2 separate regions of the Homo sapiens genome follow, and region 1 is linked to region 2. A link is a contact called in ENCODE POLR2A ChIA-PET data. All regions are on one chromosome and are shown on one strand. Each heading gives the region's core, a stretch centred on a gene start or an enhancer-like site at or near the end of the contact. The rest is flanking DNA. Distances are from core to core; before and after follow the strand shown. Region 1 holds the start of PCBP2 (poly(rC) binding protein 2). Region 2 has its middle 29 kb from the start of SMIM41-AS1.

Region 1 (4,165 bases), core at 206-2,705, 1.3 Mb after region 2:
TCTTGTGGAATGTTGTGGGTTTGCAAAATATCTCCTTGTGTTGTATTAAATTTCCTATAAATTGCAAATCAGATCTAATGACTTGATTAGATTAAGATTAAGCACTTTTGGCAAGAATATTTAATAGATGATGTGGTGTACTTGTTGCATTTTTCCAAGGACCACACGGTGCAAAGTTGTCCTACTATGAGTGATGCAGTTTGATCATTTATGTACTTGGGTAAGGTGGTAACTGCTAGATCTCTCCATTTGAAGTTGCTTTTAAAAAATTTGTTATTTTTGCTACTCGGGAGGCTGAGGCAGGAGAATCGCTTGAACCCAGGAGGCTGAGGTTGTGGTGGGCCGAGATTATGCCATTGGACTCCAGCCTGGGCAACAAGAGCAAAACTCCGTCTCAAAAAAAAATTTGTTATTTTTGAGACAGGCTACAGTGCAGTGGCCGTCATCATGGCTCACTGTAGCCTGGACCACTAGGGCTTAAGTGATCCATCCACCTCAGCCTCCTAAATAGCTAGGACCACAGGCATGTGCCACCACGCCAGCTAATATTTGTATTTTTAGTAGAGATGGTATCTTAAACTCCTGAGCTCAAGCGATCTGCCTGCCTCAGCCTCCCAAAGTGTTGGAATTATAGACGTGAGCCACTACCCCTGGCCCATTTGAAGTTACTTAAAAAAAAAATTACATATATATATATATATATATATATATATATATATATATATATATTTGCAAATCTGTGTGGTGATATTTGATATTTGGTGTCATGATAGTATCCCGTTCCCTAACAACCTTTCTCAAAATTTTAATGATTGATACACTTGCCTGAATCAATTATTTCATTCTGGGTTGCAAAATGGTGACTTTTCAACTCTCATTCCTTTTATTTCTTTCATTCCTTCTAGATTTATTACATGGAACTCTTTAAAAAAGAGCTTTCCCTTATCAATTACAGATGAACTATATACAGTTCTTCCTAAAAGGAAAGTTAAATGCTTAATTCTTTCCTTTTAAGAGTAAGGAGTTTATACAATGGTCACCTCTAACGTGGCAAGTTAGTTTTTTTCCTTTTCTTTTTTGAGTATCCCTGTAGATTACTATCTTCATCCTTTCTCTTTCCACCCATCCCTTTTTCCTCCTCTCCACTTCTTGATGCATGGCGACTGCTCCCTCTCCGCACTAACATCTGAACTTTCCAGCCAGTCCACTAGGGGCCACTGGTTTCCTTTCTGCCCCCACGCTCCCTCTCTATCGCAATTCGTCGCTTGCTAGCAGCCGTTGTCTCGCTGGTGCCTACGCTGTCAAAGGAGCCGCTCTAGGCTTTTGGGAGGCCGTCTGCATTGCGTGGGGAAGGCTTGGACGACGCAATCGCCTCGCCGGCCCCCGGGGTGGTTAGCGCTTCCGGGGTCGAAGGGTGCGCGGGGTTGAAAGCAGGCCGCTCCGCCCCGTCCCCCTCCCAGACCAGCAGAGGCAGCAGCCGGAGCAGCCGCAGCCTGCGCCCTCTCCCGCCCGCCCGCCCTCCGCCCGCCCGCCCGCCCTCCGCCGCCCTCCACCCGCCCCGGGGTCTCTTTCCCCCTTCCTCCTCCTCCTCCTCCACCCCCCCTTCCTCCTCCGCCCGCCCGCGGGGCCCCCCTCGCCTTCCCGCCCGCCCCTATTGTTCCGCCCCCGGCCTCCCGCCCTTCCCCTTCCCGCCCGCTCCCCTTTTCCCCTCAGTCGCCTCGCGCCTGCAGGTAAGCCTAAAAATTTCCCTTGCGCCCCCGGCTATGGCTACAATTTCCACTTTTGTCTTCTTCTTAGCCGGCTCGGGTCCTAGTCACGAGCCGCGGTCTCGCGTAGTCCCGCGTGAGCGCCTACCACCTCACTGTGCCAGGCCGGTCATTCACGCGAGGCCCTGGCTCTGGCGCGGCCTAGTAGGCCTCGCGCAAGGCCTATTCCCCCCTCCCCCCGCCTTTTCCCGGTGGCGGCTGCGCAGGAGTCAGGGAGGGCGCGCGCGCGGTAGGGGGGGCGGCGGTGGATTTGTTGGTTGTGGGGGGTTGGGGGAGGCGATGGCCGGCTTGCTGGCCGGGCGGGTGAGCGCGGCTCCCCGCGGGGGTCAGGCGCTGGCGCAGCCACACGGGGAGGCGCTATTAGTCCGGCCCCTCCCCCTGTATCGCAGCGCCCCCCCCCGACCGAACCGTTTATTTTTTCCCCCCTCTTTCTAGTCGAGGGAAGGGGGGGCTTTTTTTCTTAAGTGGAAAATGCTTGGATAACCGAGGGGAGAGGGGGCTGCGGAGTTAAAGAAAGGGTAGACGGGCTCCCAGTTGCCGAGTTAATCAGGACGTTTCTCGGGGTAACGAATTTTTAAATTACAAAATGCCTGCCGATGTAATCCCAGACCGAGCTATTTATGGAAGGGGTATTGGACAGCAGTGTTAGCAGCTGGATTGCTGGAATGGGGTACCTTTATCTTGACCTAGTCAGGAGGGAAATTCGACAAATTTCTTGGATTACTTGGTTTGGAGTTAGAAATGCATCTTTGTACTTTACCTCAAGAAATGGCTTCAAATAGGTTTCCTGTTTTGTTTTTTTTTTTTTTGCCTTTTCGAAGTTGCGTTATTGTGATATTTGTAAAGGGCTTCCTATTACATCTGCAAGAGGGTAAGGAATTAAACTACCAGGTCTTTACCACATCTTATTAAAAAAAGAAAGTCATTCTTACAGACCTAACGCTTCTTCCCCCACCAAGCACTATTTTTCCATGAGTGAAAAGTGTTGAATTCTGGGATTTTGCCAGCAATTAATTGTATTCTGAAAATGGGGAAATGATGTGCTTTGGGGATGCACTTATATAATCACTTACATTCTTGGAGTAGCCAGAGGACAGTTTGCCATATACAGAATGGTGTGACAGACACTTAAGCACCTAAGATATTTAGGGTATGGGCTTTGTGTTAGAGGAAAGTTAACACAGTGGCTGGTTTTGTGAAGGAGGAAATCTAGCTGTGGGAGGAGAGAGATGACATGTTGAGTTTTAAAAGGATGGATACTTAAAATGTCATTGGGGACATTCTACAACTTGGGAGAGGTCCTTTCTAAAGCTGTTACGATTAGGTGCTAAAGGAGGTATTGAAGGCAAAGGCATATCCAAAAAAACAAATTTTCTTTCTACACATAACTAGTTACTCTAAAGCAGAAATGTTAGGAACAATGTTAGGAATTGTTTCATAGGTGGGAAAAGGGCCATCTTGTATAGGAAAGGTGCATTTGCTGCTGTTCTTAAAAACAAAAAATTTTAGCAATGCCAGTTTTATTTTGATTGTTTTCTTTGGAAGGAAATTTAAGATTTAATAGACTTGAAATAAAAACTGGATGGTAAACACAAAAGCAAGGAAAACATCTCAAATCTGAGTAACAAGTTGGGTTGGAAGGAGGAATAGGAGAAAAAGACTCAAGTGTACTTAATGTATCGAGTCATTTTCTAAAGGGGAATATGGAACCCCAGCCTGCGTGGAAGGCATCTCAGATAATGCCTTTTCAGTGAGGGTGTTGATCTAAATCTTTTAGAAATCATTTGGTGTTAGCCATCAACGGTTGAAATTTGTAATGTGGGATACATCTCAATTTCCTTATCTACAAATTGCTACTACAAAGAAAATTTACATGTGTTCTCTCTAGTTTTCAACTTAAACTGCTCCCCAGCAGGGAAACAAAAGGTCATTTGCCCTCGCTGTAGTTGGAGATTTGCACTCATGATTTCCAGGTGTTTCTGAATTCTTTGAAGCTTTTTCTGCTGAAGGACAAGTGGTGCACGTTCAGCAGTTTCCTTAGAACCATTGCCAATTGAAAGAACCTTGTTCATCCTGAGAGTCAGCGGAAACCCTGTCATTAATGAGAGGAACTGGAAAGTTGCCTTCTATACTGTGTAACAGAACCTGAGCTGTATATTTTGTCATGCAGTTGTGCTTGGTGTGTATATAAGTCTGACATACTGTCATTTAAGGAAAAGTGTAAAGTAGAAAATATTGATAAGGTGAAAATAACTTGGGAAATAATAACCTTGTTGTTTTCCTCCTCTGATTTTGGTCATGTTTGCATTTTAGTTTTTGGCTTTCACCCCCAACCAGTGACCAAAGACTTGACCACTCAAAGTCCAGCTCCCCAGAACACTGCTCGACATGGACACCGG
Region 2 (4,250 bases), core at 851-3,350:
GCCTGGGCTTTCTGGGAATGCAGCCTGGGCCTGAGGGCAGGCGAGGGAGGCCAGCCAGGGGTCCTGCACCACCGCCCCCACCCACTGCCGGCCCCAGTCTGGCTAGGAGAGTGGGGGGTCTCCATTTCAGCCTGCTGGGCCTTTAGAGTAGGGCAGGGACTGGGGTGCTCTGGGGGCGGGGCAGGATCGAGGGGTGTGGGGTGAGGGGGAAGATGAGTCCCCTGGGCGTATTGGAACCCATGCCAGGGGCCTGGGTTTGACTCCCTCCCCTAAGGTGCGCATTCCCAGGGCCTGGGGGAGAGGAGTGGGCTTGGGGCTGTGTGCAGTGGGGCCCTGAGCTGGGAAGGCACGGAAGTGCCTGCTCTGACCCATCCCCCACCTCCGCAGGGCAGGCAGGCTGAGGCCTGAGTCTGAATGACCCCCTACAAGTCTTGCCATAAAGCCACTGGTGCTGGGAGGGCGTCTGCTGTTCTTAGTGGGGAACACGTCATGTCCCCAGCCCCTGTCCCTCTGTGTCAGCTCCCAGCCTGGGCGTGCACAGTCGGGTGCAGCAGAGGCTCCTGATGGCTGGACAGGGGGCCAGTGTGGGCGCAGTGTGGGCAGTCTGAGCACAAGTGGGGTTTGTGGGCAGTGTGGATGCTGGGGGGCTTAGCGGAGGGTTACTGGAGACGATAGAGGTGTGCGGTGCTCCTGGGCTATAGAATAGGGAGGAGGATTAGAAAGGGCCTGGGAAGGCAAGGCTTGGAGGGCTGGTTAGGTTTTGGAGCAGTGGTTGGGCTGACAATGGAATTTTGGGCACACAGATGATCTGAGAGGGGTGAGGGTCAGAGCTGGGGTTTAGGATGGGATTGGTTTAGGGCTGGGTTGTGAGGATGGAGTAGGGCTTGAGCACAGAGAAGCAAGTAGAGTTTGGGGCACAGTTCAAATTTGGGGTTAGGGTTGGGATTAGTACCATGTCAGATGAAGGGATGGATTCAGGGCTGAGGGTGAGGGCCATTTGCAGTTAGCACCGGGCACAGCTCGGGGTTGGGTGAGGCTGGGTCAGGGCGAGGGCTTCTGGGGTAGGATCAGGTGCGTGGGGCCTGCTGAGAGTGTCCGAGGATCTGCTCGTTCTGCCCTGTGGTGTCCCTGATGGGCTTTTTCTCCCTTTTTGCAGGGTTGCTCTCAGCTATGGCCTTGGTTGGAGACCCAGCTGGTGGCCAGACCCCACCACCCTTTGGGTTTGGACCAGGGCTCCAGGAGGTGGCATCCTGCAGTGGAGCCCCAGACTCTCCAGGGATGGAGTATCAGCTGAAGCAGGGGCCCCCATTTCACACTGGAAAGGGCCTGGGGTTTGGGGTTCCCCCCTGCCGGGGAATCCAGGGTCCCCACCCCTGCCTGCTGCCTGCCCTCCTGCCTCGGCCTCACTCTGGGTCCTTGTCTGGGAACCTTAGCACCTTCTTTGAGCCGCTGGTGGTGTTGGCGCACTTAGCAGAGCAAGCCCTGGCCCCTTTCCTCACAAACCTCACTCCCAGGTCTAGGCGGGGAGGCTGGGCTGCTCCTCATTGTCTTAAGCAGAGCGGTCACCTGAAGGCCTGGCCGTCTCACCTTGTCATGATTCCTCCACATTTGAGAGTGACGGAGGGGCAGGGAGTCAGGGCTGTGTCCACAGTGTGTCCTCAACCCAGACTGAGCCAGGCCCATGGCTCTCACTGAGGTCCTCTCCTTCTGCCTTGGTTTCCCTCTGAGTCCAGCCCCATGGGGAAGCTGGGCTCCTGGGCCTCAGGCCTGATGCTCCCTGTGCCAGGGCCTGTCCCCTGCTACTGCACTGAGCTGGAGTCGGGGGCCTGGTTGTGGGCTTCTGCTCCTGGTCTCAGCGAGACCTCCAGGCTTCCTTGGGCCCAGCTCCTCATCTCAGCCGGTCGCACCTGGGCAAGTCCAGTCAGTGTGAGGGGCTACTTCGGTTTCCTCACTGTGGCAGGGATTGGGGGAGCTCCTGAGCCCTGGGCTGGGGTGGGTCCGGAGGGGTGGGGGCTCCTGGCTGGGCTGGGTGTGCCTGTATGTGACTCAGGCTGGATGCCCAGGCCCTGAGCTGGCGGCTTTGTTCTCCCACTGGCCGGGTAGGGTGCGTGCTGCAGCCCTGAGTCACCCGGGTGTGGCCGAGCTGCTGGCGGGACACCAGAGCCATACACCGCCACACTCACAGAGATCCACACACTGGAGCTCAGGACACGGCGCCCTGAGAGCGGAGGGCCCCCCTGGTGTGGGTGCCGTCACTGGTGCCTTTCCCTCGGTGGTGCTGTGAGACATTCCCAAGAAGCTCCTTGGTGACTAAGGGCCCTGTGCTCCTGGAGCAAACTCAGCTGTTTGCTGAGAAGGCCTTCCTTCTCTTCGTGGTTACTCCCTGGTTAGGGCCTGGAGGGGGACCTGCAGGCACAGCTGGAGACCCTGAGGGGCACACAGAGCCTTCCCCCGCTGCCTGATAAAGGGCATATGCAGGTGACCATGTGCCATCTGTCCAAACTGTGCACCCACTGGATCCTTGAAACAGTTCTGAGAGGAAGGTGCATTGTTCCCACTTTACAGATGCGGACACCGGGGTTGCTAATAGTTGTCCAGAGTCACCCGACTAGCATGTGTCCCACTGGGACGCTCCTCCTCAGGTGCTCTGTGTGGCCTGGTCCCGGCCCTTCCTCCACTTCAGTCCAGCTCACCACTAGGACCCCCTCGACACCACCCCTCGCTCAGTCAGGCAGGGGCCCACAGGGCCTGGGGCCAGATCTTCCCATGGGGAGTTGTGTCACTGTCCCTCCCAGGCATGGGGCCTGGCGCCCAGGCCCCTCCACTGCCTCTGAGGATGAAGACACAGGGCTCTGCTGGACTCCCTGGAGCGGCCCTGACCTGCTTTCTCTGGGCTAACAGTGGGAGGTCCTGGGGGACCTCCCTACTTGGGGGATCCAGGCCTCACTGCCCCCAGGGACAGCGCAGGAAGTGTGTGCATATCTGTGTGTGTGGGATGGGGCAGGAGAGGCAGCTTGGCTTATACCGGGTGTTGGGGGAAAGCAGTGCAGGTTCGGGGAACCTGGGCCCTGAACTGCATGTGGACAGCCCCCTCCCACAAGGGTGAGGATGGGCACACAGGGGCCCTGCATCCTAGGCCAGGCTTGGGTTCTCGGAGGCCAGCTGGAGCTCGCCTGCTTTTCTCAGGTAGACCAGGGTCTGCTACAGACCCTGCTGCCCCCAGAAAGGCCTAGCCTGGTGCAGTGGGGTGAGCGGGCGGGGTGTGGCCCCAGGAGCTGGCCCCACCCCCTGCACCACCCTGCTTTGTCAGAAGCTGTTTGAGGCAGAGAATAAAGCACCTTATTAGGTAAGAAATGCCTTCTGCCAGGTGGGGAGAGGCCAGGCCCGCCTCTGCCCCCAGGCCTGCCTGCCCCGCCCTGGCAGAACACCAGCTTCTGTGGCATCTCAGTCCTGGCCCGAGCCCAGCAACCCCACACCCCCTCACCCCATGGAGCTCCGGCCGTCCTGCCCCAGACTTGGGTGGGGGCACCTGGCATGGGGAAGCCTGGCCCTCCCACCTGGGAGGCAGAAGAGGCAGCCTCACGAGTGTCAGCTTGGGGGCTGTGTGACCTTGGCCAGGTGACCCCTCCTTCCTAAGCCTGAACTTTCTCTTCTATACAATCAGCGGGTGTGCAAGGGGCCTTGAATTCTCCTGAGGCTTCTTAACCCCATTGGGTGTCCCTCCACTTACAAACACGGGCCCAGGGTGCACCCGTCTCCAAGGGCGTAGTCTCAGCCCCCTTGCTCCAAACCCAGAGCTTGCCTATGGGGCTCCCCATCTCTGTTCCAGGGAAGCAGGGGTCCAGGGCAGGTCAGTCAGTTTTCCAGGCAGGGCAGCCTGCTTGGCTTGGCTAGTTACAGCAATGGGGCCTTGTAGAGACAGGACCTGAGGAAGCTGGCGCTGCCTCCTTAGACCTGTTTCTCTGCCAGAAATGCCTCCATTTCCAGCTGTCAACTAGAAGCCGACCGTCCCCAAAGCCCCCAGGCCAGGCCTTAGGTACAATGTGTTTTGCATCTTCTGTTGCCCGTTGGAACTTGGCTTTGGAGATAAAAGTCCTGACTCCACATTTCCAAAGTGTCTTTTAAGCATTATCCGGTTTGACTCTTATCTACAGGACACTTTGGCAAATGAGGCTTCACAGCATGGCTGGTGCTCTCTGCCCTGGAAAGGACAGTAAAGGAAGGGAGCCTGTCTTGTCTCTGTCGGTCCT

Evidence for each region. ChIA-PET counts read pairs that join two places held with the same protein, here RNA polymerase II (POLR2A).
Region 1: POLR2A ChIA-PET joins it to region 2 with 15 read pairs in PC-3. The contact joins the promoter of PCBP2 here to the enhancer-like site in region 2. POLR2A ChIA-PET finds 5 or more read pairs at or near these places in 2 of 52 experiments (PC-3 and WTC11).

The regions. Positions count from the first base shown.
Region 1 is chr12:53,450,647-53,454,811 of GRCh38, forward strand. PCBP2 (poly(rC) binding protein 2) reads left to right here and starts at 1,456. Exons shown (of 15, transcript NM_031989.5): 1 at 1,456-1,730; 2 at 4,080-4,165. The coding sequence starts at 4,155. RefSeq lists an enhancer at 1,188-1,287 and silencers at 1,468-1,567, 1,788-1,917, 1,938-2,187.
Region 2 is chr12:52,145,376-52,149,625 of GRCh38, forward strand. No RefSeq gene overlaps it. Among named protein-coding and RNA genes, the nearest start is that of SMIM41-AS1, 29 kb to the left of the region's middle. RefSeq lists an enhancer at 1,990-2,284. Within about 2 kb of position 2,101, at least 28 of the 41 ENCODE cell types and tissues checked have a DNase peak (open chromatin) inside an H3K27ac peak, as active enhancers do; they include PC-3, where a contact is called at or near this core.